2 separate regions of the Mus musculus genome follow, and region 1 is linked to region 2. A link is a loop called in an ENCODE intact Hi-C map of the cell type or tissue named here. Cell type or tissue: left cerebral cortex. All regions are shown on one strand. Links, peaks and the distances in the headings refer to the core of each region. The heading gives the core; the rest is flanking DNA.

The links. Hi-C counts contacts between places; a loop is a spot of excess contacts. Peaks named below come from ENCODE experiments on the same cell type or tissue, not always from the same donor. Only the 100,000 strongest peaks of a DNase experiment are listed, where the experiment ranks them.
Region 1: it touches region 2 in a loop (3-fold over the local background); 2 of 42 quality-filtered maps call a loop at or near these places.

Annotation. Positions count from the first base shown.
Region 1 is chr9:8,692,256-8,708,372 of GRCm38, forward strand. The region is part of intron 3 of Gm32014 (predicted gene, 32014); the gene reads right to left. Among named protein-coding and RNA genes, the nearest start is that of Gm32014, 41 kb to the right of the region's middle. In left cerebral cortex, for the core only: a CTCF peak has its summit at 8,610 (motif pointing right); a DNase peak (open chromatin) is centred at 8,615.
Region 2 is chr9:8,889,279-8,904,097 of GRCm38, forward strand. It overlaps Pgr (progesterone receptor), which reads left to right and starts at 10,555. Exons shown (of 8, transcript NM_008829.2): 1 at 10,555-12,805; 2 at 14,318-14,469. The coding sequence starts at 11,190. In left cerebral cortex, for the core only: a CTCF peak has its summit at 12,562; DNase peaks (open chromatin) are centred at 10,954, 11,270, 11,979, 12,519 and 1 more place; H3K4me3 peaks cover 3,110 bases; H3K27ac peaks cover 1,737 bases.

The DNA of each region.
Region 1 (16,117 bases), core at 6,525-10,524, 200 kb before region 2:
ATTTGGTAGGATTACAAACTATCCAACAGGAATGCATGGTAAGTTCACTTTACTGCAGTAATACTGCCCTCAAAGTGTCTTGGCATGTGCCTTACAAGGCAGTGTCTGATGTTCACTTTTGTTCTAGGCTTAGCAAAACTCCTAAACAAGCAAGCACAAGGAATTCATGGCTTCTTCAGTTATTCCATTTACAATCATGACAGTAACTAAGATGATTCATACCCTACTAGAATTCTGAAACATACAGCCCTTTAAAACACTGTAATACATCAGGAGAAGCCCCTACATGTGTGTTTTCTGGTGTGGGGAAGAGTTGGTTTTACATGTCAAAAAGACTTCCAGTTGGGTAAGGTGCTTGTTTGAGAAGACTCTGCTTCAACTCCACACAGTCACTTGTATTGCTTTGGGTAATGACATCAGACCATGCTCTATTGTCAGCATGTTGCTTTCATTTGCTTGGGCACTCTGCATTTTCTCTTAGTTTTAGTGGGGTTATAACTCAGATTAGTAGGATTAAAACATCACAGCACGTCTCTGGCCTGAGAGATGCAGGGAAGTATTGGATAGCCTCAGTGAACCCAAGAATGAAGCACATACTTTATGCAATGTACCAAGAAGCACCCTTTGAAGGGCTTGTGGTCTAAATTCATATTCTCATGGCCATAAAAACTAACTAACTAACTAACTAACTAACTAACTAACCACAACTTGCATAAGCTTGAGACCCGGAGCTATTTAGCAGACACTATCAGAGATCTAAGTACATTTTAGTAGATGCAAGGATGTTTAATGAATGGTTGTGTTTAATGAATGAATGTTCTGGTGCCACTTCCAACCTCAGTAGGGCTGGCAGCCTTCATGCAGGAGGAGAACAAAAGGACAATTTCTAGGCAGAGAAAGACTTCAAAGGGGACCAAGTCAGGATATGCTGGCCAAATATTTTGGCAGTGGCATCTCAGTAACTCTCTTCAGGCTTCCTGGGCACCAAGACTTCATGAGGGGCATGGGGCTCCAATACTCGGGCAACTATCTCTGTCTTTCTGCACAAACCTGGCCAGATGAGGGTTCTGTTTCCTTTATATGTGGTTGTTGGCCAGACCACATTGTTTTCTATCTAGACTGGGAGGTCACAGTGACACAGTTCAGGCAGGCTTGTGACAAGGCCCTGGAGGATCAGACAGGAAGTGGTGAAGCCTACTGTTGCTGTGGGGCCCTAGAGAAATGGATGGAGAGATAGAGAAAGACTGGAAGAAAAACCCGGGTGCTATTGGGAATCTGGGAAACTGCTGAAATATCCCTGAACCCTGCCAGGTCAGGGGTTGGAGGGTGGATTGAATAAGACATGTAGAAGGTCTGTCTTTAAGAATTTCACCTGGATGATACTGCCAGGAAACAGGCCTTATCTATATTTTGTATGTTGTCTACCCACAATGTCACAACTAAATTGTGAAGTGCTATTTACATGCTTATTAAACAATCTTGAAACAAGACTCAAGGTATGCATATGGGTTACCAGATACCAAGGTGAGCCTCACACAGAGCACTGCCAGGATGTAGAGAGGACATAAACACAGGACAGAGTTCCAGAACCACAAGGAGACAACATATCCATTCGTGTGAGTTGTCATTAGCAAATACTGTTCTGTTTTAGCTCCAATGTCCACTATGGTCTTGCTTGCACATTTACTGCTATTTCCAGTGAAGACACACTTCTATGTATGTTTTCTGGTATCTTCATGGCTTATCCATTGGTCTGCAGTCTTCTGCAAAAGTCAGGTAGGTTACTACATCATGAATTCACTCACCTGCCGCGATGGGGTTCCTGACTACCTTGAACACGTGTGTTATTTCTCAGGCTTGAAACTTAGGGATCCTTGGAGGTCTACCCTCACTACAGACTGGATTGATGAGTAGCAGGTGACTGATTCATTTGTGATCCCATAAATATCCCCCAAGTGCTGTGTACCCTAGAGGCTCACCTGGGTGAGGCTGATAACAAGGAAAACTTTTGCCTTCCCATGGACATGGAAGCCAGGAGGCTGAAGACCCACCATCAGTAAAATTACATCGTTACTCCAAGGAATCATGAAGACAAGTTAGTAAGTCAGTTTTAAGTAGGAAAATATCTGAAGATGGCAGAGAAGTGAGTAAAGCAGATGGAAAATGTACCAGGCAGGAAGAGCCTAAGCAAAAGACTCTTAGGTCAGAGCACAGGATGGGTATAGTAGAACTGAAGGACCAAGGGTGGAGGGCCACAGTCCACTGAGCATGGTGGAGGTGGAGAAGGACACAGGAAGGCTATGGATTCCACTCTGATGCAAAGCAGGATACTGATGTCAGCTAGGGCAGCATGGCTTTGCTGCCTGGAGTGTCTGCCTTTCTTACTCTGCCTGATCTCCCAACAGCATTACCACTCTGATGCAGTTTGGTGTGTTACAGGGAGTGCAGGCTTATCTGACCTCCCATGCAAAGTGTGGTCCTTTGCTGACCTCACATCTGTGTCACACTCTGATCTCACCCCCTGTTTTATAGTTCCTTACAATGGCTAGCTGCATCTCTCTCCCTTTTCCCCTCCTCCCCTCATCCCCTCCTCCCCTCCTCTTTTCCCCATATTTCCTTCCACATGTGCTCTTTGCCACCAGCAGGTCACAAACTTGGACCTAACTAAAGGGTGAACTCTTAGAAGCCAGTGCTAGAGCATCAAGAGACTGCCTGGTGCTAAATTAGAAGAACCCTTCACGTTTCTAATCTCCCTGCATGTTCAGCAAAGGACTAGCCTCAGAATCCTTATGTCAAAAAGAAAGCCTATTGGATTCTTATGATGTCTATCTGCCTGCCTGCCTGCCTGCCTGCCTGCCTGCCTGCCTGCCTGTCTGTCTATAGCATGTGTGCGTGCCCTTATGTCCATGTGCCACAGTATAGATATGGTCATAGGACAGAGTTGCTTTCCTCCTTTGATATGTGGGAGTCCAGGTATTGACCTCTAGCAGTCTGGCTTGATGGGAAGTAGCTCTACCCACTGAGTCATTACATCAGGAGGTCCATAAAACTCTTAAAAAAAAACAAATGTGAAATATCTTCTTTTATTTCCAGAAATTGGCTTCAGGGCACAAGACTGAAGCAGCAGCATCATACAGTAATAATCTCTGTTCCATTTCACTCTCTAGCACCACTGTCTGGCAAGGCAAAGGTCATGGCTGCAGCCCTTCGTTTAGCTGGCCTGGTTGAATCAGGGGCAAGGAGCGAGCTTGGATGGGCAGCTGAGTGACAGAGTGCCCTGGTACAGGCTGTCTAGCAGTTCAGAGCATTATGACACAGATTGGCTCTACAGCTGTCTGAGATCACCTCAGGTTCTCAGTGCTCCTAATCCTGGCATTTGAGATGGGCTCTGAAAACCATCTAAACAGCAAGTGTAGTTAAGGCCTGACATCGTCTTCTACCCAACCCTTCACAGGGTTTTCCCAGCAGTGAGTTGGATGGCACTAAAATATTAAATTGTGAAGGCTTACATGCTCAGATTTAACAAAAAGCACAATAAAATAATAAAGGGTTTTATGTGTGGGCCTATGTGTGTGTTTTGATGTGTGTGATATGTGCTGTGTGTTCTGTGTGTGTGTTTTGATGTGTGTAATATGTGCTTTGTGTTCTGTGTGTGTGTGTTGATGTGTGTAATATGTGCTCTGTGTGTGTGTGTTTCTATGAGGTATGTGTGCATACTGTGTGTGGTGATGTGTGTGTATGTGTGTGTGTGATCTGCTTTGTGTTGTTTGTGTGTGTACCTGAGATATATCTATGTACTGTGTGTGTGGTATGCGATGTTTGTGTGCATATGTGGTATATGTGTGAAGTGTGTGTGTGTGTGTAGGTGTAGGTGAGATAGGTGTAGGGAGACAGTCAATGGTCTGCAGGTACTGAGAAGACAGTGGAGACACTAGGCATCCATATTCTGCTCAGTCACTTTCACTGTCCTGTTGAGATGCACTCTCTCACTGAACCTAGAGCCAGGTTGTCAGTCTGCAAGCCCCAGCCTCCCTACTGTCTCTGTCTGCACAGTGCTTAGGCTATAGGTGCACACATGGCCACACCTACACTTTTGGACATCTGGGATTTGGACTCAGGTTCTCTTACACAGCAAGCATCTTACTACAGAGACCTGATTTTTTTAACTAATTTATTTTATCACCTAATTGTTGCCATTAAAAAGTTCTTTTGTGTTGCATAAAATTTAGAAATAATATACTGCATATAATTTAGAAATAATAACAACAATTGTCATCTATTAAACATAGGGGCCAGGTAGAGTTCATGCCAGGTCTTCCTTTATCTGCCTTATTTATTCAAATCTCCATGAAAACTCCATCACGTAGATGCTACTTCTTAGGAAGAGATGACAGCACTCAAGCTCAATCCAATCCACAGACTATGAACAAAGCCACACAGAGAGTATTTGGGAGCTTTGGGCTTTAAATGCACAGCAGAGACATGGAGGGAGTGAGGAGTGAGAGTTGGCATGCCAGTACCCCAGGGCTGTGGCTGCCTTTCTTTCTGCAGTAGGATGTGTGCATGTTTAGTGTTGAGGCGGTTCATTTTCAGCTTCAATTTCAGTTCCTACCCTGGCAAGAAAACCAACCCACCCCTCACACACACTTTCACAGCCCTAGGGGAAAACTTGTAGCTTACAGGACCTGTGACATCCCAAAGCCACAGACACACAAGCCCCCAAGAGATGGCTTTACATTACCATACCCAGGACTAAGAAAGGCCATGTACTTATTGTGACTGAATGTAAGCACACAAAACAATGCTGAGACACAAAGAAAAACCTGGCCCTTGTACCCTAAGAGATGCTTTAGGCTGAAGCTGGTTTTGTGTGGATTTCCCTTCACTATTTCAAGAGGTATAACATACACTGTAATGAGAATCTGGAGACCAAGGTTTGCCGCTGACCACAGAACTTGGGGCTTATAACCTGTGATCCAAGCCAGGTTCCGTGGCTCACCCTCAGGAGACAGAGATGAATTAAGGGTGGGAAGCAGACACTGGGAAGGATAAACAAATTTGAGGCCGCATTCCTCATGACCTCATAGGTCCACCTTTGATGTTCTGAAGTGAGACCAAAGTTTAGTTAGTGAGCCAAGTATATGCAGATCTGAACAGTTCTGGTCAAGGTGTGGCCCAGTGCTCCACTGGCTGCTCATTATCTGGTCTAGATACAGACACACACAGAAGAATCTGGTAAATGTGCAGAGTAAATGTTTAATTTTCCTTGACAAAATTTTGACTAATTTTGAACAAAGAATTGTTAAGAATGATTGCACTCCTCCTCATCTGTGTGCCACTTGGCTATAGTGTCCCTTTACCTAGAGCAAGGGACAACCGAATCCAAGAACACATCAAAACAATCATCCATCCTGACCAAGTAGGCTTCATTCCAGGGAGGCAGGGATGGTTTAATATACGGAAATCCATCAATGTAATCCACTATATAAACAAACTCAAAGACAAAAACCACATGATCATCTCGTTAGATGCTGAGAAAGCATTTGACAAAATCCAATACCCATTCATGATAAAAGTCTTGGAAAGATCAAATATTCAAGGCCCATATCTAAACATGTTGAAAGTAATCTACAGCAAACCAGTATCCAACATCAAAGTAAACGGACAGAAGCTGGAAGCAATCCCACTAAAATCAGGGACTAGACAAGGCTGCCCACTTTCTCCCTACCTATTCAACATAGTACTTGAAGTCCTAGACAGAGCAATTAGACAACAAAAGGAGGTCAAGGGGATACAAATTGGAAAGGAAGAAGTCAAAATATCACTATTTGCAGATGACATGATAGTATATATGTGACCCTAAAAATTCCACCAGAGAACTCCTAAACCTGATAAACAGCTTCAGTGAAGTAGCTGGATATAAAATTAGCTCAAATAAATCAATGGCCTCTATCCACACAAAGGATAAATAGGCTGAGAAAGAAATTAGGGAAACAACACCCTTCACATTAGTCACAAATAATATAAAATACCATGGCGTGATTTTAACTAAGGAAGTGAAAGATCTGTATGATAAGAACTTCAAGTCTCTGAAGAAAGAAATTGAAGAAGATCTCAGAAGATGGAAAGACCATGCTCATGGATTGGTGGGATCAATATAGTAAAAACGGCTATCTTGCTGAAAGCAATCTACAGATTCAATGCAATCCCCATCAACATTCCAACTCAATTCTCCAACGAATTAGAAAGGACAATTTGCAAATTCATCTGGAATAACAAAAACCTAGGATAGCAAAAACTCTTCTCAATGATAAAAAAACCTTTGGTGGAATCACCATGCGTAACCTAAAGCTGTACTACAGAGCAATTGTGATAAAAAAAAAAAAAAACAAAAAAAACTGCATGGTACTGGTATAGCGACAGACAGGTAGACCAATGGAATAGAATTGAAGACCCAGAAATGAACCCACACACCTATGGTCACTTTATCTTTGACAAGGAAGCTAAAACCATTTAGGGAAAAAAAGACAGCATTTTCAACAAATGGTGCTGGCTTAACTGGTGGTTATCAAGCAGAAGAATGTGAATTGATCCATTCCTATCTCCTTGTACTAAGGTCAAGTCTAAGTGGATCAAGGAACTCCACATAAAGCCAGAGACATAGAAACTTATAGAGGAGAAAGGGAGGAAAAGCCTTGAAGATATGGGCACAGGGGAAAAGTTCCTGAATAGAACAGCAATGGCTTGTGCTGTAAGTTTGAGGATTTACAAATGGGACCTCATAAAATTGCAAAGCTTCTGTAAGGCAAAAGACACTTTCAATAAGACAAAAAGGCCACTAACAGATTGGGAAAGGATCTTTACCAATCCAAAACCTGATAGGACACTAATATCTAATATATATATATAACGAACTCGAGAAGGTGGACTCCAGAAAATCAAATAACCCCATTAAAAATGGGGCACAGAGCTAAACAAAGAATTCTCAACTGAGGAATACCGAATGGCTGAGAAGCACCTGAAAAAATGTTCAGCATCCTTAATCATCAGGGAAATGCAAATCAAAACAACCCTGAGATTCTACCTCACACCAGTCAGAATGGCTAAGATCAAAAATTCAGGTGACAGCAGATGCTGGTGAAGATGTGGAGAAAGAGGAACACTCCTCCATTGTTGGTGGGATTGCAAGCTTATACAACCACTCTGGAAATCAGTCTGGCAGTTCCTCAGAAAATTGGACATAGTACAGCCAGCAATACCTCTCCTGGGCATATATCCAGAAGATGTTCCAACTGGTAATAATAACATAAGTTCCACTATGTTCATAGCAGCCTTATTTATAATAGCCAGAAGCTGGAAAGAACCCAGATGTCCCTCAACAGAGGGATGGATACAGAAAATGTGGTACATTTACACAATGGAGTACTACTCAGCTTTTAAAAACAATGAATTTATGAAATTCCTAGGGAAATGGATGGATCTGGAGGGCATCATCCTGAGTGAGGTAACCCAATCACAAAGGAAATCGCACAATATGTACTCACTGATAAGTGGATATTAGCCCAGAAACTTAGATTACCTAAGATACAATTTGCAAAACATATGAAACTCAAGAAGAACAAAGACCAAAGTGTGGACACTTCGCCCCTTTTTAGAATTGGGAACAAAACACCTATGGAAGGCGTTACAGAGACAAAGTTTGGAGCTGAGATGAAAGGATGGACTTTCCAGAGACTGCTGCACTGGGTATCCATCTTATAATCAGCCACCAAACACAGACACCATTGCATACACTAGCAAGATTTTGCTGAAAGGACCCAGATGTAGCTCTCTTGTGAGACTATGCCGGGGCCTGGCAAACACAGAAGTGGATGCTCACAGTCAGCTATTGGATGGATCACAGGGCTCCCAATGGAGGAGCTAGAGAAAGTACCCAAGGAGCTAAAGGGATCTGCAACCCTATAGGTGCAACAACATTATGAACTACCCAGTACCCCAGAGCTCGTGTCTCTAGCTGCATATGTAGCAGAAGATGGCCTAGTTGTCCATCATTGGGAAGAGAGGCCCCTTGGTCTTGCTAACTTTATATGCCCCTGTACAGGAGAACACCAGGGCCAAGAAGTGGGAGTGGGAGGGTAGGGGAGCGGCGGGGGCGGGGTGGGGGGTTGTAATAGGGGACTTTTGGGATAGCATTTGAAATGTAAATTAAGAAAATACCTAATAAAAATTGGAAAAAAAAAAGAGTGGCCTTATGCTAAAGCCTTGTCTACTGGATCCTTTTTTTCTCTAAGGTGCTTCACTCTGCTGCATACTATTTTAACCTCATTCTCACAGTGGTCCCCACATGGAGGCTGAGAGTAAAGAAGGTGAACCATTGTTCCTAAAACCAGAACTGAAAGCCCAACTCATTTACGGCAAAGACTAGTACTTTCTGAATGCAAGAATATAATGGCAGAGAAGATAGTGTCTAAATGGGAGAGTGTTGAAGTCATCCGCAGACTCAGGTCAAGTTGCTCCTGTCTATCTGCAGCGAAGTTAGGAAAAGAACAAATTGTCTTTTCAGCTGTGCAGCAAGGACAGGAACAAACAGCATGTGACAAAGTCCATCACAAGAGGGCGCCATTGTCCACATCTGCAGGCTTGTTCCATGCTTCTGATGTCAGCCGCTAAAGGCAGATTTGGGTGAGAGGTTCCCAGACTTCTAAGACCACAAGCTTAGGTTAGCTTTGCAAGAAATTTAGGACATCAATATGAACATTTTCCTGCAGGCAATCAGGCTTTGTTGCAGATCGGGCAGAGTTTTGTTTTTGTTTTTTTTTTTCTCTTGAAAACTCACTAGAAAGTGAGTTACTAGAAAAGTGTTGGCCCTTTTACCACAACCCTCAGCTTCTATGCACATAGAAAACAGGAATGAGACACAGTCAATGCTTGCGTTTCCCCTTTCCTTGAAGTGCCTATAGATGCAGCTTCATCTTCCCAGTGGATGCTTTAGAAAGAGCTGATGAATAAAGTGAACAGGAGCTGGCTTTAAGTAGCTGTTACAGGTGTAAAGGGAAGATATTGATGGCAAGATACTGAAGATCTGCTCGTGGATGTCACTGTCTCCCATCAGTGCAGTGTTTCTGCTCTGCCATCATTAACTTAGAAAAATAACTACTTAGGCTTGGACAACTTCCTGCAGGGGTAAGTTAGGGGGTTGACGCAGGCAGAAGAAAGAGCAGCAGAGATGACCTAATGGCTTTTCCATAACTAGCTTGATTGACTGTAAAGAAGGAACGGCTTGTCCTTTGTAGCATGGGCACCGCAATTCATGACAGCTATAGGCCATGTATCTATTTTTCTGTTTGACAGGGACAAAGAGTTGTTGGTGACTGGTATGAGCCCAGAATGGCTCCTTCACAATGTGATGACCAGGATGGAGGCCTGGTTTTCTTGAGTGAGCTGTAAAGAGGGTCAGGTGTGTGGCTGTTTGCTTGTCTCGGCTAGAGTTAACCGGGCTCTAACTGCAGATGGGAAAATGAAGACCAATGTTTCTAAACACACTGGAGTGAATTTTCTTCAAAGGATAGAAAGAAATGGAAAGCAAAGGAAAATTAATACCTTTCTTACCTGTCTCCATGCCCAGCAAGGCCACCTTCAATTCATTTGCATCTTAGTAATATCCTCTGAGCTCTTATCAAGTGCCCAGCTGTGTGCTAGGCACTGAGGGCTGAGAGGGATATGACATGCTTCCTGCCCCTCCACAGTTAGCTTAAAACAGAAGATAAATGGCTAATTAATGTGCTTGCTAGTTACATATCTATGCATAAGACGGCAGCCCAGAGCATGACTGAGAGTGGGATTTACTTTCTAGCTGATAGATAAGGCAGATTATATATATATATATTATATTATATAGATAAGGCAGATTATAACTGAAGGAGATACACCATAGTGAGGAATGCAAATAGATTTCCAGCAAGAAAGCCCAATTTCTCCCACCTGTGAACTTCTTTGAACAGTATTGACGGGTAAATGAAAGTCTCACATGTCTTGAATCTCCAGTACTAAGAGGCAAGCCTGCCAAGAGCTGTCATATTTTTGTTCTTTAGAGAATATACTCAGCCTCACTGTGATATTAGAGCTTGCAAGTGAAACTTTATTTCATCTCATTGTTATTATTATGTAGACTTGCAAGATTTTCTATGGGTTATAAGATTTACCTTTGGGCACAAAGAATATTCTAGGAAATGTAATCAGCTAGAATGCCCGTGTCTTTGCAGGCCAGGGCTGTCAATGTTTCCCTTGGCAAAGAGGTCATTGAAGAACCCTGGGTACCCAAGCCATAAGGCAAGGTGTGGCAAAGGCAAAGACAGGATTTTTCTGCCATGCTCTAATTCTGAACATGGCTATTCATCTAGTGTTTATTTACTAGGAATATTTTCTTTTTAAAAGTATTTATTTAAATATATATATATATATATATACATCTGCATGTATGTATGTGTATCATGTGTGCTCGTATGACTGGCAGAGGCCAGAAGAGGACATTAGATTTCCCTAGAACTGGAGTTAAAGCAAGTTGTGCACCACCTGGTGGGTACTGGGAACTGTGTCTTTGTTCTCAGCAAGAGCAGCAAGGGTTCTTAACCCTCCAGCCTCTTGAACACTTTCTTAAATTTGTCTCATGTCTGCACAGTTTTATAAACACTTTCCTTTGCTCCCTGTTGCACCCTCACAAACAGTTCTCTTTACATGTGCCCACAAAGGGGACAGAGAAAGAAGGTCGATGGTTTTATGTAGAATGGCCACATGCTTCAGTTTAGGGGAGCATGTAAAGAATGAGCAATATATGTGGAGAAATAAGCCTGGTGTGTCTTGATACACCTATGTTCTTATACAGAGGTCTTGGCCCCAGATCCTTAATAGGAGTAAGTGAATGATAAAAACAGAAATATAACCAGTGAAGCAAAACTACAGTGGTCCAGGAAGAAAGTTAACAGAAACTTTTAAAAATTATGCAGCAACAAATATTCTACACTAAGAGAATGGTTCCCTTTATGATCCCACAGAGCCCTTTGTGGTTGGTTAATCTTATGGAACTGACTTTGGAGTTAGGAAAAGTAAAATTATTGAATTATGTACAACTGTTGTACTGAGTCTCAAGACTGTAAGAAAACCACCAGCGAGAGTAACTCTCCAAAATCCTTGATCTCTGGATTAATGGCATCAACCAAGCACTGAAATGTTTTAAATTTGATTCAGGCTGTTTTCTCTGCCTACGTTTACTATACCCATTAATGTGGGAATGAAAGCCAAATATCAGAGAGCAATATGAAAGATGATTTCCCTGTCTCCAACTCTCCAGCTATGTCATTCTAAGTTCTGCTTAGCCCACAGAACATACCAGGAGGCCTCTGCATGCAAGTGACAGAGTCTGGCTTGATGAACACTGTGTGACAATATGCAATAGATTAAAAGATAAGCAACCACTCAGGAGGCCTGCAAACAGAAGGGCCATGTGGGCTCAGGGTATGGTGGTGTGTCACACAAACAGGAACACTTTCCTTAACAAGAGCTTGGAAGTGTTAGTGTTACCAGAGGAGACACCAGGGATATAATCCAATCTTTTCCTTGCAAAAAGAATTCAAGCTGTGACCTGATTGTTCTCAGTCACCATGAGCTCTGTTTTTGATGAGTTACAACTGAAGCTTGAGGAGGGGGAGTAAAAATAATAGTCTGCGTCTCATACTCTGGATCTGGTAATGTCTGAAAGTAAAGCAGGGCCCGAGAGTTAAACACTCTAATGTGACCATAGAAGCAGCTGGCACTTGAAAATCAAATCATTTCCTGTGTAGAGGTCTCTGACAGCAGAACACTCCATGTAGGGTAACAGGGAAGGACCTCTCGGTTTGCTCTCCCTATCAGCCCTAGGCTGTGAGCCCATCCCCAGGCATGACGAGGACAAAGGTTTTCTGGAGAATAATTAACCCCATACACTTTTACAGAATCTACTCATAAATGCTTTGGACACTACACCTCCCCCCCTTTAAAGATGCTGAAAATTTCTGACGTCAAAATATTTTTAACTTTTTTATCCATTTCACATTAATGCATGCTTTCTCCATGTATTGAACCATGGACATGTTTGGCTGAACAAATAAAGCCTTAAGAAACCTACTTCCATGATACCCATTTTGGGAAGGGCAGTGTCAGGTAAGGCAGTGTAATGCAGAACACGTGTAAGAATGCCTGGTGTGGGGCTGGAGCTTAGTTCAGGTGGTGGAATGCTTGCCCAGAACTCATAAGGCACTGGATTCACTCCCCAACACTAAAGGAGTAGAGGCAGGAAGATCAGAAGATCAAAATTATCCTTGGCTCATAGGAAATCAGAGACCTGAACTATAAACAAAACATGATCTAGATGGTATGGCATGGACCTTCCGTGAATACTGTGCTGAATGTAGGCAAGGTGGACTAGGGGTTGTTTGTCTTTTGCATTTGTGCTTCATATCATCACACTGCACATTACATACACAGGTGATATCATCTGCAAATTTCAAACAAAGAAATGGAATTGAAGAGGCAAAACACAATTATTTCTACTTAAAATTGAGAGTGTGTGTTTTTTTTTAATTAAGACAGGGGTGTAATTTTAGCTCACATATAAAGTGTTTGGCACAATGGGACTCTCATTTATAGATATTTCCATTAAGCTCCCAAACACCACTTCCTTTTAAATCACAAGGCCAAGAGGGTAAGGGCAGTGATCTAAAACCTTATTAAGACCACACAAAGATTAATCTGGGGTGGGCTGTATTTGGGAATAGGCCGTATGGCTCCCTCATGGGTCATTTATAACCTATTAAGAATGAACTGAAGGAAGGGTGGAAGGGAGAGATACAGTTGTGCACACAGAGAGACCACACAGAAACATAGTCTGAAAGCTTTGTTTTGTTTTCCTAGTTGTCAGATGATTTAAAAACTGATTTTGGATAGGAATATGAGAGTAGAATTTATTCTTAAATGTATATTCTCCCGGGAAAGGGAAGAGCCTTGGGACATATAATTTGATAGGGTTGATGTGGGACAGAAACCTCTGTTCTTTTCTTTTCTTTTCTTTTCTCTTCTTTTCTTTTCTTTTCTTTTTCTTTTTTTTTTTTTTAAACCTCATTTCTTGAAGCAATGAATTAGAGAGCTGGATACAAATTACAGGAAAAAAAAATGTACTAAAGAAACCAGGACTTGGAGGGTGTGGTGATACATGCATGGTATCTCATCCCTTAAAAGACTGAATCAAGAGTTAAAGGTCAGCTGAGCTCATACTGAGCTCTAGGTCAGCTTGGACCACAGAAAGAGAGACTTCGAAAGAGCAGTGGTGGAGAAGTCAGGACAGAACAGGGTGGGAGGAAAGGAGATGGGAAAAGAAAGAAGTAAGGGAAGGGAAAGTAGAGAAGAGGAGGGGAATGAGGGTGGGGAGGGGAAGAAGAAAGGAAAGCAAGTCCTTAGACTGTTTTTTTTTTTTAACTTTTTCCAATTTTTTATTAGGTATTTCTTCATTTACATTTCAAATGCTATAGAATGTTTCCCTTTGTCAGCTTGGAAGCACCATAGGCAGATACTAAAGCAAGCTTTCATGTACAAAATAAACAAACAAACAAAAAAAATCATTGAGTGGTCTTCTATAAAGACAAAGGTGGGGGCAGGGAGAGGGATGAAGAGGGCCCACAGAGATGGGCAGCTATGACAGAGGGAAGGGAACTCACAGCAGCAAGCCGCTACACACTTCTCTCTGTGCAGTGCCTTATGGGTCCATGGGGAATGCTGGAGGACCAGTCAGGAAGCTATCTGGAAATGGAAGAGTGACGGTGGCCTTGGTTAAGATGATGGCTGGAAACTTAGAAAGATGCACATGTTCCAAAAGTCTGAGCAGAGTCAGTTGAATGGAAGGAAGGAAAGGAGGGGAGGACAGAGGAAAAGATGGTCAATGGGTCCCATCCCTTCACTGGTCACTCCTTTGTCTTCAGAGATTCTGCACTGGGCCTGGCTTGTGTTTTGTGGGCTGTTTTATTGTGGAGAGATCCTGATGAAATATAGGTTACTTGTTGAGTGTGCTATTTAAGAAATAACGGTCATATACATTATGTAGGTGGAGAAATTGATAGGGAAATTAAGAAATTTGAATAAACTACAGTTCTTCATTTTTATTAAGATGGGCTTTAGTGAATGGATCACCAGGGTTCTGAGAACTCATTCAGTGAGCAAGCTGGGGAAGGACCCTTCCCTCAGGAGAAGAGCAATGCAAACCCTTGACCCTAGTCACAAGGGCTGTAGACAATCCCTGACTTGTTTGATAAGAGCATATGCCCATGTGGATGAATTTGAAATGACTTTTAAGCTCATAAAAGCATATTAGTGAAAAAAAGCGTAGCCCTTACAGCACATTAGACATCCAATGGTCTGGATCTCCCACAGCTGTGTGGTAATACATCTCAAATTGTCGTCATGCTTCCTAAGTATTCAAAACGTGCTACTCACTTGTTCTTTGCACTAAAGCTTTCTGTGGGTGACCCAGACAGACGGTTTCTTGATCACCTCTGGGAGTCTGTCGTAACGCTTACACATCACACAGAAATTACTGGGTTTGTGCCCAGACTCCCTCAGTTTGTTTGTGCTTCCTGTTTGTGTAGCTTCTATGCCCATTGTTTTTAGTCTAAATCAATGATATCTGGAATACACTGATGTTTAAAAATATTGAATGGATGATAATACATGCTTACTGCTATAAAAGAAAACACATAGTATTAAATTTTAAGAAAGTGGATGAATTAAAATACAAATATGCTGTTCCATTAAAATCTCAGCAGTGTGTTGGCCTGTATAAAGACCAAGCCTGGTCAACATGACAAAGTGGATAAGAGGAAGCCATACCAGGCCCCACTCCTAGATGAAGGGGCACCAAAACAATGGCTATGACAGCAAGGATAGGCTCCATTCCTGGATGAAGAGGCACTGAACCAATGGCTGTGGCAGGAAGAAAAAGCATGAGAGAGCCAAGGCCCACACCTGCACCTGCCTACATTACAGTAATATAGAGCTCTTTATGATGTTAATGGGAAGAAATACATACCATTCAAATGGAAGCATTCTTGACCTGATTCTTAGCACATGTTGATACCCTGTTCAATTTTCACGCTGATGCAGGATGACTCTGGAAAGTTGTGCCATTTATCAGAACTAACTGGTGCCATGAGACCTCTGGGATTTGCTTAAGCATATCCAGCTAATTTTCTCTTAGCTTTCATGTTTCCTTTTCCTAGATCCATCCTTGACCTCCTTCAACTCCAATTGTAACAATAACCCATGTAGAAAATCACAGCAGCCCACCAACTCGTTAGCTACTTTTCTCCTTTCTGTGACCTAAAACCTAATTTGGTGATTGTCTCAGTCAGGACCTCATGACCAAGAAACAAGTTGGGGAGGAAAGGGTTTATTCGGCTTACACTTCCATACTGCTGTTCATCACCAAGGAAGTCAGGACTGGAACTCAAGCAGGTCAGGAAGCAGGAGCTGATGCAGAAGCCATGGAGGGATGTTCTTTACTCGCTTGCTTCCCTGGCTTGCTCAGCCTGCTCTCTTATAGAACCAAGATTACCAGCCCAGAGATGGTCCCACCCACAAGGGGCCTTTCCCCCTTGATCACTAATTGAGAAAATGCCTTACAGTTGGATCTCATGGAGGCATTTCTTCAACTGAAGTTCCTTTTTCTGTGATGACTCCATCTGTGTCAAGTTGACACAAAACTAGCCAGTACAATTGACCCCTTGTCAACTTGACACACAAACACATCACTAGTAAGCCTCAACCCTTAATTTCTTATTCATCCCCAAGATCTAAACAACTTTAAAAGTCCCACAGTCTTTACATATTAAAAGTCAACCCCATTAAAATGTCCAATATCTTTAAAAATCCAAAGTCTTTTTACAATTAAAAGTCTCTTAACTGTGGTATCCACTAAAATAGTTTCTTCCTTCAAGAGGGAAAATGTCAGGGTACAGTCACAATCAAAAGCAAAAATCAATCTCTAACCATCCAATGTCTGGGATCCAACTCACAATCTTCTGGGCTCCTCCAAGGG
Region 2 (14,819 bases), core at 10,820-14,819:
AAACATCTTTTGCCATCTTCTTAGCTGCTTCTTGACACATTTTTTTTGTGTGTTTCTTAAATTTTATAGCAATTTCATGGACTGATTCAGTATCATTTATTTTGTACTTGATGTTTATATTTTATGAATTTTGATAAAAATATTTTTCATATTTGTATGTTATTAAAGATTTATTTGTTATTTATATGAGTATATTGTAGCTGTCCTCAGACACACCAGAAAACGGCATCAGATCCCATAACAAATGGTTGTGAATTGAACTCAGGACCTCTGGAAGAGCAGTCAGTGCTCTTAACCTCTGAGCCATCTCCCCCACACCCCACATTTGTATCTTAAATCATATAGTTTCTTCCTGTCACTTTGCCAGCTCATGTCTTCTATATGGGTCTTTTGCCCATTTGGAGTTGATTTTTGTGTATGGTGAGAGAGGAAAGAGTGAAGCTCATGTTATTTGTTCAAGCAACCTACACTGTTTAATTAGGACATTTATTCTGAATATATATATATTCCATCCTGTGTCAGTTTCTGTCTGTGTTGTCCACGTGCCTCTTACTCTTCTCTTGCGTGTCTTTGTAGTTTAGTGGCATTCTGGGTAAGGTGTGCTTCCTTTTTTTCTTCTCCATGTTAATATTCTGGGACAGTCTCATTCTCAGCAATGTTCCTTGTTCCTTGTAAGGCTAGTCTAAAGGGAATGAATCCTTCAATCTGCTGATCTTGGGAAGATTTCATGTCTGCTGGGTTTCTGAAGGGTAGCTTTGCTGTATTCCATCCCCACTATTACCACAATCTCCCCTCTTCCTTTTTAGGGCTTTGACAATGCCATCCTCTTGTCTCCTAAACACTCTGCTGTGGTTTTAGTGGGGATCTTTGTGGGAAGCTGGACTTGGTATTGTTTTTTTTTTTTTTTTTTTTTTTTTGCTCAACACTCTTTCTCTGTCTTACACTTTGGACAGTGAGAAGTACCTTTTGGCCTCCGGAAGGTTTTCTATTACTATTTTCTGTCAACTCTCTGAGGTCTCTGAGCCTAAAAACCTCTGAGCCTAAATGGTCATATCTTTGTCATAAGTAGGGAAGTTTGGCGATATTCCATCGCCTAAGATGTGAGTGCCCATTTCACCTGTTCTGGAATATCATAATGTCAGTATTTGCTGATGTCTGTTTTTCCTGTTCTGGACTGTCCATACTGCCAGTACTTGCTAAAGACATCTTATAAGATTTGAGACTTTCTTCATTTTTGCTTTTCTTTGAGTTTTATGCAACTGACATATCTTAGCAGATTGCTTTCAAGTTCAGGAAGTCTCTCTTCCACTTGAGCTGCTCTGTACTTAAGGTCCTGGGCTACATTTTTGAATCTTATAAGTGGAGTTCTTCCACTTGAGGGCTTCTGTTTGGCTGTTTTCAATGATCTCTATCTCACAGCTAGATTTCTTATTTGGATCATGAATCACCTTCCTGATTTACTTGAAATGGTTATCTTTTCAATGCAGCTCATTAGAATTCCTTAGAATCATTGTTTTGGGTTTTACCACATTTTTACCACATTTTCTCCCACTTCGGGGCCTGGGCAATGGTGACCCTTGAGAAGCATCAACCTGCCTTGTTTTTATTTTCATATTTTTATGATCCTCTGGTGATATTTGCACATCTTGATCTATTCTTTCTATTTACTTTATAGTATGGTGTTTGTAGTAAAGACTAATACAACCTGTTTTAGAATGACACATTGGTACAATGTGTTGGCTACTTGCAATTGGGCTCAGTGGTGCCATCTCCATAAGCCTTCCTCACACTGCAGTCAGTGACTTTGTGTGTGGTGAATGCGCAGTAGCTTTCTGAGAGTGTGGAAGAATGACCACAGCAACATGGAGTGCACTTCAGCATCTTATGTAAATGTAGCATGGGACATACTTAGTAGAGCATACTACACCAGACCTTCCCTAAATCCCAATTCTGTGGACTTGGAGATTAATAGAAGCCTAGAGAACTGGAGGCAAGGGTCACTGAAGCTTAGGAGACTGAAACTTTCTGTGCCTGAAATCTATGTCATCACATCAGAGAAGTCTTATTCTTTTCTATCATACTTTGAAGTGCCTTCTTCAAAATGTGGGCCATTGTATGTCTGATCTGACATTCCCTGACCTGCCTTTTCTAGCAATAATGCTCTCTTTACGCTGCAGAGGGAACCCACGGGTTTGTATACTGGATTTCAACTGACTGTAAATTGGTCTCAGTCTTTTCCTTGTTTTGCCAGTGTTGAAGGAATTTGGCAAGAGCCATTTGATTTCAATGCCCTTGTAGTTACTTTTCTTTTTCTTTTTCTTTTTTACAGATACTTGGCATGCAGAGCAAGCTTCTTATTCTCTTCTACAAATTTACAAGCCTAACATCTCATAGCAGAAGTTTTAATTAGCAGAGGACTGTCACATATCTAGGACAATGTTCCGCCTACCTTCAGTGATAGCATTGGCCCCACATCCAGATATCAAATGATCTCATTCCCAAACCATCTTTCCAGATATCTTCTTTCTCAGACCACAGTTGTGGTTGGTGAGAACCTCTGGCAATCAGGCCCTGAAAGGAGAATGCTAATTAAGTGGTATTTGGAACCTTGGCAGCGGGTTGGGGGAAGACAAAAATTCACCTGGGATGTACCTTCAACAACAAGGGCCAAGGGGCTAAAGAAGCCTATCATGTAATGTTAGACAAACTCCAGATAAGAAATGCTACCACAATTCACAATTGCCCATGACAAAGACATGGGCATAGCATGTAATAAACAGTCACTGAATGTCTATTTAATACACTGTTAAATTAAAAGAAGTGAAAAATCATTCTTAAAACAAGGAAAGAAGAAAGAGAAGAAAGAGTGTCATGGGTGTTTGCAAGCTGTTTATGAAACTTATCACCTATTTTCTTGCATACTTAATTTGACCACTTTTCCCAGCCTGTAGTGTTGTTTGATATGGTTAGTTAGCTAACTCTGAATGGTATAAGGTTACCATAAAGGGTAATTTCTGTTTACAGGCTTGGTCCATGTTAAACTGCCCATTTTCCTTACTTGGAGGCTAAATCCAGAGTACTCAGGGGCTCTGGAGGACAAAAGGAACCCCAAGGTATAAGCAGACACTGTACAGAAAACCTATGAGGGACCATGTCCACCAGCAATGGACAGACTTCTGGTGAGAGTAAAGTTTAGCTGGAGAATTTGGTGACTTGTTTACAGTGAAAGCATTTTCCTAATGCTTTGAAGGTCATGTATATTGTTAAGAGATTTTACTCTGGAGGAAATGTACATATAGATGAATAAAACAGAACTCATCAGGAAAAAAGAAAAAGCATATCTCTAAAACAAGAATGAGTTGTATTTAAGTTAGTTTGAAATAGTCAGAGGAAGACTCTTTAAGTAAAATGAATCCATTGAAATTGATTCAGTGTGAATGAAGTTGCCTACTGAAATGCATTAAGGGAGACAATAGTGAAGAATTTGACAAAACTCATCTTCAGAGAAATATTTTCCCAAGATGTGAACAGAGTGGCAAGGGGCTGCTGGGGCTGAAGTCCTCTGTGAACTGTACTGCAGACGTTTCATTTAACTCTGGAGCAGGATCACTTTAAAGTGCTTTGCCTAGTCAGTGTATTTCATACAGGATTTTTTCTATGCTGTGCAGGATTCTTAAGAAAAAAAGATTTACAAATTTTCCATGCAAATAAGTATAAATGTGCTTCTTATTACCTCAGTGAAGCCAAGGATGTGCTCATATCAGTACTAAGTAATAAGATGAAGTAGATGTACTAACACAATATCAGATTTACAGTAATTGTGGATTCTTCCAATTCCAATGCCAAATCCATTATTTACAAAAATATTCTGAGTTTATTATTTATTAGTTTTTGGAAAAAAATAGTTAACTTTTATTTTTTCATTAGTTATTTATTCACTTTTCAGCCAAATAACAGCCACCTTTCTCCCTTCCTCCCAGTCCACCCTTACAAATCCCTCCTTCGTTACACTCTCCCCGTCTCCTCAGAGAGGGAAGCCCTTTTGGGTACCACTCTGCTCTGACAGTCCTGATAGAGGAAGGGGTTTCAATAGCAGGGAAGAGTCAGAAACAACCCCTACTCCATTTTTAGGGGACCGAAGGCCAAGCTGCACATCTGCTGCAAATGTGTTGCATGTTGCATGTTCTTTGGTTGGTGGTTCAATCTGTGTGAGTCATGTGGGCCCAAGTTAGTTGACTTTGTAGGTCTTTTTGTGGTGTCCTTGACCCCTCTGGCTCCCTCAATTTTCCCCCACTCTTCCACAAGACTCCCTAAGCTCCATGTGATTTTTGGCTTTGGCTCTTTGCATCTGTTTCCATCAGCTGTTGAATGAAACCTCTCAGAAGAAAATTATGCTGGGCTCCTCTTTGCAAGCATAGCAGAGTATCATTAAGTGTCAGGGGTTGGATTCACATGGAATGGGTCTCAAATACGGTCACTCTTTGGTTTGCCTTTCCTCAATCTCTGTTCCATCTTTATTCTTGAGCATTTTGTAGGCAGGACAAATTTTGGGTTGAAGGTTTTGTGGGTGAGTTGATGTTTTCCTCCCTCCACTGGAAGTCTCACCTAGCTACAGGGAGTACTACTTCAGTCTCCATATCACTTGCTGTCAGGAGTCTCAGCTAGGGTCACCCCCATAAACTCCTGGGAACCCCCCTTTTCCTACCAAGGTCTCCTGCTAGTCCCAGAAATGCTTGGTAACAATTTCTGTCCTCACTCCCAGGCCTCTCAACACCTGATCCCCATCCCTGTTCCCATCCTCACCCCTTCTCTTATCCAGTTTCCTCCCTCCCTCCACCTCTGATGTCTATTTTATTTCTGTTTCTGAGTGACATTCACACACCCTCCCTTGAGCCTTCCTTATTACTCAGTTTTGTTGGGTCTGTGGATTGTAGCATGGTTACCCCGTACTTTTTGGCTAATATCTACTTAGATGTAAGTACATACCATGGGTATCTTTCTGAGTCTGCCTTACTTCACTCAGTATGATATTTTCTATTTCTATCCATTTGCCTGCAAATTTCATCACATCTTTGTTTTTAATAGCTGAATAGTATTCCACTGTGTAGATGTACCACATTTTCTTTATCCAGTCTTCAGTTTAGGGATATGGACTTCTTGTGTCATCATCAATTTTACTCTTATTAGCAGATTATAGTTGAGAGTGTGCAAGATTACCAGACAAGATCACCTACAGTTTTTGTGCCTCTCCCAGTTTGGGGAAGTTGGAAGTCCACGGTCATTAGGCTAAGTCTGGGTTCTTAGGAAGCTTCACTTCCTGGAGTGCTGCTAGAAACCATCTCAGTGTGTACTTTTCATCTCTCTCTCTCTCTCTCTCTCTCTCTCTCTCTCTCTCTCTCTCTCTCTCCCTCTCTCTCCCCTTCTCTCCCTCTCTCTCTTTCTCTCTGAGAGAGAAAAACAGATAAACTGTGATTGTATCAGAGAGAGAGATCCAGTAACATTGTGGGTGAGTGATTCAACCAAGAACTTGGAAGAGACACATTCAGGAAAGTACCCACCATTTGAACAATTCTACCAAGCATTACATCAATTCCAGGCTCTCAGTGTGGTCTTATATCATCTTAATAGATATTAACTAATCTACTTTGACAATAAGTAAAGCCTGATACAACACATTTAAATAGCCATGGAATAAGGAAATGAAAGGTTATAAACGAAGTTCTAATTCCCATCAAGATGTTGATTTCAGGGTAGCTATGAATCATGCCACTAGTTCAGAAGATGGTGTAGAAGGAAATAAAGATGATGGAATAACAGTGGAAAATAATTTTCAAGAAAGGCAGAAGACAGAGAAACTACCTTCAAGGTGCAAAGTTTACACAAGTGCTGTTAAAATCAAAGCTGGTACAAAGCTTGCAGAAAACTTGGTGTGTTTGAAGTCCACAGCAAATGAGAAGCTCGTGGAATGATCCTAAGTCGTATGATACATAAGCATGCCTACGAGGAAACCCTTCTTTAAATGATAGTGCTTTTCCGGACCTGCTTGTCTGCTGTTGTCATAAAACACTGATGGAAAACAACACTGAGGAGGAAAGGGCTTGTCACATTTTAAGGGCTGTGCTCCAACACTGAGGGTAACCAAGGCAGGAACTGAATCAGCAACCACAGACCAATGTTGATTACTGGCTTATACCACGTTCATGCTCAGATACTTTTCTTATCCAGGCTCAACTGCTCAAGCTAATGCCCAATAGACATTCCTGCATCTCATTCTGATAAAGGCAATTCTTCAGTTGAGGTCCTTCTTCCCAAGTAACTCTGGATTGTGTCAATTTGTCAAAAACTTGATAGCCATACACACAAAAAGTGGGCACAGAGATAGACTTTGTGCCATATGAAAAGTCAAATCTAATTATATCATAGATGTAATGCAAAATCTACATGAGAGAAAGCTTCAGAGTCTCACCTTAGTAATGATTTTTTATATTTGTTTTGACAGTGAAAATGTGATCAATCAAAACATAAATTGATCAAAATAATCTCTATCAGACAGTTCCAATTGACAAAGAACTTAAAGATGAACATGCCTGGAGGTCTTAAACCCATCGATGAGTTGTATCAGTTGCTAAAAGAGCTAAAAGGTATCTTAGCAGATGGTTTTTGACAAGTTCATACATGTATACAATGTTCTTGATCACACCTAAGCACCCCACCTCTCCCTTACTAATCCTGGCTATCTCCAACAAACTTCCCTCCCACCTTCATTGTCTCTTCCTTTGTTTTACATGCAGTGAGTTTAGTTGGTGCTTTCCACTTGATCATGCATAAGCTACCAGTGACTACACCCAGTCCCAATTACTCCCTCTTCCTAGTAGCTGCCAACTAGCTACAAGCGGTGTTAATGATCCCCCTTCCCAATCTATACCAGAAATCTGTTTGCCACTTATTCTTAGCATTTTGAGCAGATAATCTTTAAAAGCCAATAAGTATGTGCTCAGACCCAGAGATATATGGAAGAAGATATACAGAAAACAAACAAGGGAAGGAAGGTGAGCATCATACGTCTTTAGAGCAAAACCAAAATCCCACTGAGATTACTTCACACACTTCATACATTTGCTGAAATAAAAAAAAATATTGACCAACTGTTTCTCAGGTTATGGCATAATTAGAACTCCAGCAACGTAGGGTGAAAGAAAAATGGGGCAGCCACTGTGGAAAGTGATTTGACAGTTGTCTGCACACCTACGGTGTTGTGTGCACACCTAGGTATAGGTCCATTGGGAATGCTATAATAAAGCACCATTTCTTCAATGGGTAGCTTCGATACACCAGAAGGATAGCTACCTTGCACAGATCAGAGCATCATCCAAGTGGCAGATTCAATTTCTGGGGAGATTTTTCTCTCTGGTGCATAGATGATACTTCTTACAATCTTACCATGGGGCAGGAGTGACTAAGCAACTGTCCATTATACATTACCTTCTCAGCAGCCCAATCTCCAAGGATTGTGATGATGGCAATGCAGCCAATGTATGAAGTCCATGGAGATCACAAGAAGGCCACAGAACACATGAATATAGCCTAGCCATTTCACTTCTGAATACTTTTCTAAGAAAAATTAAAACATATGTATATAAAGACAGGAATACACATGGTAAATTTCTAGCCAATCATAAACCATACAACTGTCAACTGTCAGCATAGGCAAACACAACATGTTATAGTCATTCAGTGTATTTCTAACTTTGCAATAGAGTAAACTATTGATTTCTAGTATAAATAGTTGAAACTCAAAGAGTTGGACCAAAAATAAGAAGAGCATATTATATAAACTGGAGTGGAAGTTTTCATTTCTAATATCATTTTTTTTTCAAATAAAATAATTTAATTCCAAGGAGAAATGGCTGATTCTAGGAGGATAGAGGTAGCAGGCAAAACATCTCCAAAGAAGCTTGGAGAACCAAAGAGAACTTTTTTTATTGACTCCAGAGAACCAAAGAAAAAGTATTCAAAATAGTTTACTCCATGCCCATGCACCTTTGCCACACAGATCAACAAAGCGTGTCACCTGGCACAGAGGACAGCAAAGGAGCCCCGAGTACTCAAAGTGTATCATAGTGGTCTACACAAAAGACCGGATAAAGTGGTACTAGGGCTCAACTGTGTTCACCCATGCAGAATTACAGATTAAGCTTTCAGTTAATTGCTCCATCTTGGAGTAGAGAATGTAACTTCCTGCTCCCACATGCTTCCACTCATATTGACTCTTACTGCTCATAGTGACTTACTTCCCAAATGTGGAACTAATACCCATATGAAGGACCCTGAGAATCACTGCTTCACACAGGTGCTCAAGGCCAACAGCCTACTGTGAGTCCTGTCAGTGTGAACCCTTTAAACACCACTTGCCAAGTTTAACTTTCCTTCCCAAATCCATGAGCCATGACCACTTAAAGAATGTCACCCTACAAGAGTTCTCAGGAGTATCGAGGTCATGAAATACAAGGGATGTCTGAGATCCATCATAGCCAAGAGGATTCTGGGAAACAATGATAACAATGAAACAAGTTGTTACAGGTAGAATGTTAGAAAAGAGAACAGATATTGAAAGAAAACTGTATATATTCTGGGCATTAGTTAACAACCATGCACCTGCCTGAGCTCACTAATAACAACATGCAGGAAGCTGCACAGTTACTCTGTATTCGCTGGTAGATTTTGCTATGAATCTAAAACTATTCTGAAAAGGGATGCCAGTTGATATAAAGTCTTAAAAAAAAAAACTTATGTCGAAGACAGAGCATAACCTAACACCTAGTAAAGCAGACAAGGATCTTTAGACGTCCTAGTGTACAGTGATAGGATGCAGATCATCGTCCTAGTGTACAGTGATAGGATGCAGATCATCGGTTACTGTGTGGGTAGTAATGTTGCAAAGAAAGGAGGAGGAAGGACAGTATGCAGAGATTTTAAAGGGAATGTGTGCACTTTTGGAGGCAAGTTTTCAATATCTTACTCTGTCTTTAGTCAAGGTTCCCCATATACATTATACATGTATATGCTCCTATAGGAGACTACCTGCTAGCCTCATTTCTTTGCTTCCCACACTTATTTCTATGCACTGTCCAGAATGCCTCCACCCCCAGCTCCCACACTCCGGTTTTACCATTTGATACCATAAAGACATACAATAACTGCTTCCTTGAATTCTCTTCTCCCTCCCTAATTCTCACACATTTAAAATTAGTCAGCAATATCTCATTGCTGGAATAGTCCACACCCAAGCCCAATGGTCCAGTGTAACAGCAGCAATTCACGACTATGTAGCACCTCCCTGGTGATTGACATCTAGGCACCTTGCCTCCAGCAGCTCTGCCATCTCTGCAGTTTTGGAGCCTTTCACAAATCTTCTAGACCTGGCTGAGAATAACTGCAGGCTTCAGCATTAAAATGGCCTGGAAACACTCAAAGGCATTTCCCAAACGACTAACTCACTTTTGAATAGCGATGTGTCACGGCATCCACTGACTGGGCTTGAGAGTGGACAGCTTATGACGGTGTATAAAATAAATCATATTACTCTCTCCCCTCCACAGTGTTCTCATGACTTTAAAGGTGATTTATTCTTAAAGCTCAATGGTAATTATTCTAAGAGTAGAGAAACATAGAGGGGAGAAAATGCCATTTAGCTTTCCCAGTGGAAAACTTAATATGTGATGTAGATATTTAGTAAGGACTGAAGAGAACCTCATGAAAATCAGAACAAACAGAATATGACACTCAATGTCCAAACTCCCCATACAGGCAGCGATGTGTTACCAACTGTCTTCCATCCTTAACTGCTAAGTCACATTGGTGGCCCACTTGTCACAAGAATAGTTTGAGCGTGTTAGAGGAAGGCTGGACAGGCAGCCAGTAAGGTTGTTCAGTGTCAAACTCAGGATGAGTTCTATCTCCAGAATCTGCATGGTTCAAGGAGGAAATCCACTCTTTGGGGCTAGTCTTAGACTACCATATGCACGCGACACATGCAAGCACTCACACATATACACACAGAGCACTTGCTGCTCCTGCAGAGAACCCCAGTTAGGACCTCAGCACCTATATCAGAGCACCTGCAACTTCACCTCTGAGGGCTCTCACCCTCTCTGCTGACGTCTGAGCAACTATATAACCATGTAACATACACTCCCAGAGACATATACACGTAATAAAATGAAAATACTTGAGATCATTTTATACCTTTTATACAAAAAATAAAATGTCACGATATGTCACTGTCTGTGTTGAATATTTACAAATATTTTCAAATCCTGAAATCTTTACAACAACTTTGCTTTTTATAGGGTGGGGCTGGCATGCTTCTTAATTCAGTACAAATTCTGATATGTTTAGATTTCTTCTCAAAGCATCTGATATTCCAGGTGGAATCAGACTAGTGAGTAGCTGGAATTCCAACGCCAGAGATTTAGATCTAGCCAGTGATTGGCTAGGGAGGGGCTTTGGGCGGGCCTTCCTAGAGCGCCAACGCTTGCTAGAAAGCTATGGAGCCAGTCTAGACTGTCACTATCAGTCTTTGTAGTATTTACGGGTGCGAGGATTCTGACATTCTGCTAACTTCTCTTAGCTTTACTAGAGCAACCTGCAACCAGAACTCGCTGGGATTGTAGAGAACCTAGGGAGCCATAGAGACTGTCGCTGCAGGAGAACGAGTAAGAATGGGCTACGTCTTAGCCCCAGGTTTTTGGTGAGGACTGTAAAGCAAACTTCCTAGGATGTCTAGGTTTCAACAAACATAAGAAGTCCGGAGATAGCGGGAGTCCTTTTTTTCAGCACCGGCCACACCAGTTCCGGGTCTCCCATTCAAGAAGAAACACGAAAAAAAGTCTCTCGAATAACTCCCAGTTCTCAGACCAGACCAGCTTGCTCCAGCTACTTCTTCCTGTCCTCACCCCACCGCGACCGGGACAGCGCGACTACCACCCTTCCTCTGCGTCTGGGTGGAGGGTAAGGACAGGAGCTGACCAAGACCGCCCCTCCCAACCAGGAGGTGGAGATCCCACGGGTCCTGCGACTCTACACCCACTTCCTCCTCCCTCTGCCCCTATATCACCGGCACCCCCTCCTCCTTCCCTTTTCCCTCCTCCCAGGAGACAGGGGAGGAGAAAAGGGGAGCTTGGGTCGTCATGACTGAGCTGCAGGCAAAGGATCCGCAGGTTCTCCACACGTCTGGCGCTTCGCCCTCCCCCCCACACATCGGGTCCCCCTTGCTTGCACGCTTGGACTCAGGTCCCTTCCAAGGGAGCCAGCACTCGGACGTGTCGTCTGTAGTCTCGCCTATACCGATCTCCCTGGACGGGCTGCTTTTTCCTCGGTCCTGCCGGGGTCCCGAGCTCCCAGACGGAAAGACAGGGGACCAGCAGTCGCTGTCCGACGTGGAGGGAGCTTTCTCTGGGGTAGAAGCCACTCATAGGGAAGGAGGCAGAAATTCCAGAGCCCCGGAGAAGGACAGCAGACTCTTAGACAGTGTCTTAGACTCGTTGTTGACTCCCTCCGGGACCGAACAGAGTCACGCCAGCCCTCCAGCCTGCGAGGCCATCACTTCCTGGTGTCTCTTTGGGCCAGAGCTTCCAGAAGACCCCCGCAGTGTCCCTGCTACCAAAGGGTTGTTGTCCCCGCTCATGAGTCGGCCAGAGATCAAGGCTGGCGACAGCTCCGGGACAGGAGCAGGACAGAAGGTGCTGCCCAAAGGACTGTCACCACCCAGGCAGCTGTTGCTCCCTACCTCGGGGAGTGCTCACTGGCCCGGGGCAGGGGTGAAGCCGTCCCCGCAGCCAGCTGCAGGGGAGGTGGAAGAGGACAGTGGCCTGGAGACCGAGGGCTCTGCAGCTCCGCTTCTAAAGAGCAAACCTCGAGCACTGGAAGGCACCGGCAGCGGAGGAGGAGTCGCAGCCAACGCGGCCTCAGCGGCCCCAGGCGGTGTCACTCTGGTCCCAAAGGAAGATTCACGGTTTTCTGCTCCTAGGGTCTCCTTGGAGCAAGACTCTCCCATTGCCCCCGGGCGCTCCCCACTGGCCACCACAGTGGTGGATTTCATCCATGTGCCCATCCTGCCTCTGAACCACGCACTCCTGGCCGCCCGCACCCGGCAGCTGCTGGAGGGGGACAGCTACGACGGCGGGGCCACAGCCCAGGGCCCTTTTGCCCCGCCTAGGGGCTCGCCCTCCGCGCCATCCCCGCCGGTGCCCTGCGGTGACTTCCCAGACTGCACCTACCCTCTGGAAGGCGACCCCAAAGAGGACGTGTTCCCTCTTTACGGCGACTTCCAGACGCCTGGCTTGAAGATCAAGGAGGAGGAGGAGGGCGCGGATGCTGCTGTGCGCTCGCCGCGCCCCTACCTGTCGGCTGGAGCCAGCTCCTCCACCTTCCCAGACTTCCCGCTGGCACCCGCGCCGCAGCGAGCGCCATCCTCCAGGCCCGGAGAAGCGGCGGTGGCCGGCGGACCCAGCAGCGCCGCGGTGTCGCCAGCGTCCTCCTCCGGCTCCGCGCTGGAGTGCATCCTGTACAAAGCGGAGGGCGCGCCGCCCACGCAGGGTTCGTTCGCGCCACTGCCGTGCAAGCCCCCAGCCGCCGGCTCCTGCCTACTACCCCGGGACAGCCTGCCGGCCGCCCCGGCCACCGCCGCAGCACCCGCCATCTACCAGCCGCTCGGCCTCAATGGGCTCCCGCAGCTGGGCTACCAGGCCGCGGTGCTCAAGGACAGCCTGCCCCAGGTCTACCCGCCATACCTTAACTACCTGAGGTGAGCACTTGCAGGCAGCCCTGCCCTGCTCCATTCCCCCATCATCTCTGGGTGGCAGGATGGCCGCGGGGGCTTGTGGAGCTGGTCTTTGGAGACCCAACAGGCATTGTCCATTGCCTCCCTTTTTCTTACATTTGTGTGTGTGGTGCGGGCATAAAAGGGAGTGCAGATATACCATTTTATTGTGTACCATTCTCCCAAACATTGCCTGCAAACTTCCTGAAGCCTGAGCACCCAGGTTCAAACCCTGAGGCCTCGCTCTAAGATCTTTGATTGTGCTGAGGATTTGTTGGGGACTTCATTAAATACTTTGTAAGAAGGACACCCCCCCCCTCCGTGTGTGTGTGTGTGTGTGTGTGTGTGTGTGTGTGTGTGTGTGTGTGTGTTGGGGAGGCTGAGATGTAAAAGCCAGTTTTTCTGGAAGGGGTGGGGCTTAACTGTGGCTTCAGAACTGAAATCAGAAAGCCCTTAGGGATCTATCTGCACAGGTCTCTGGCCTGATTTTCCTAGGAACATCAAGAGTGTGGTAAACTGCAGGAGGGAAGTGTTTGAATGGTGGGTTTAAACAACAATTGCAGGCGACCAGAGCATGGAACGCTCACACTGGTGCAGACAACTTTACTCCCCTCATATATGTCTTCAAGAGCATTTTCCCCACATACTGAAGTAATGGACTTGAAAAGGAAAAAACATGCTCAAGTTTTAGAGTCTCAGATGCAGTGACTAGGCAAAATAATGTCAATGTGTTAACAATGCCTTGAAGTCACAACTATATTTATATGTTGGAGCAATCAACTGTTCCAGAGTTTTCAAACCGGAACCAGTGCTAATTCCAGTTAAATTCCTAACGCTCAGCCGTGTTTGTTGTGACCCAGCATTGAGGAAGGAGGTCATATTTCATCTGCCAAAGGCAAAATCACTTCTGTATAAGGAGCTCTTTTTAAAGGAGTGTTTCTAGCATTTGTGAACATGGAAGGATGCACCTGTTCCCCTTTTATTAATGTTAATGATTTGTGTGTTCAAGGAATCCATTATAGGGAGTTTAAGATATCAAGCACCAAGTTTAGTGCACTGAAATTCAAATATGTGTGTATACGTATGTATGTGTATATGTGTGTATGCATGTAAGTATATATGTATTTTGTATGTTTATGGTCCTAGGAGCTGGGGATGTAGATCAGTTCCTAGAAACTTTGCTTACCTACCATACACTGAGCCCAGAGTTCTGTCCCCAGCACCTTAGAAACTGGGAATGGTGGCAAATGCTTCTGTTTCCAGCACTTGGAAGCTGGGAATTCATGAGTTCAAGGCCAGGCTTTGATATGGAACAAGTTTAAAGTCAACCCAATTACATGAGGAGACCTTTAGCAAAAAACTAAAACACAAACAAAAAACCTATAAATAAATACTATGATTCTATTTTAAAGATACTCATAGATACCAGTTTAGAAAAGCTTTCTTCATCAGATAGCAGTGTACCTAAAACTAAACAGAATCTGTTTGCATTTCAAGGCCAGATTCAGAAGCCAGCCAGAGCCCACAGTATGGCTTTGATTCCTTACCTCAGAAGATCTGCTTAATCTGCGGGGATGAAGCATCTGGCTGTCACTATGGCGTGCTTACCTGTGGGAGCTGCAAGGTCTTCTTTAAGAGGGCAATGGAAGGTAGGAAGCTTCCTCCTCATTCTCCCTTCCCTCTCATTGTCATGGAGACCATCCAATCCTTTATCCACTTAGTTATGCTCGTTTCTAAGAAATGATGGCCTTTCTTTCCACCTGAAATTATGATGCTCTTTTAACCAGTTGCATTGCCTACAGTACCCAAGAGTGAACGTGGTTTGCTATTATAAGTGTATGCTGTGACTCACACTTTCAACAGTACTCAAGCCATGACACTGGCGAGAGATTCTCTTCCTCTCAACAGCTTTACTCTAGTGATGTGTTCATATATATCTCCTGAATAAACAAAACACTGGGTTTATAGTAATCAAAGCTACATATGTGTGCATATTTGT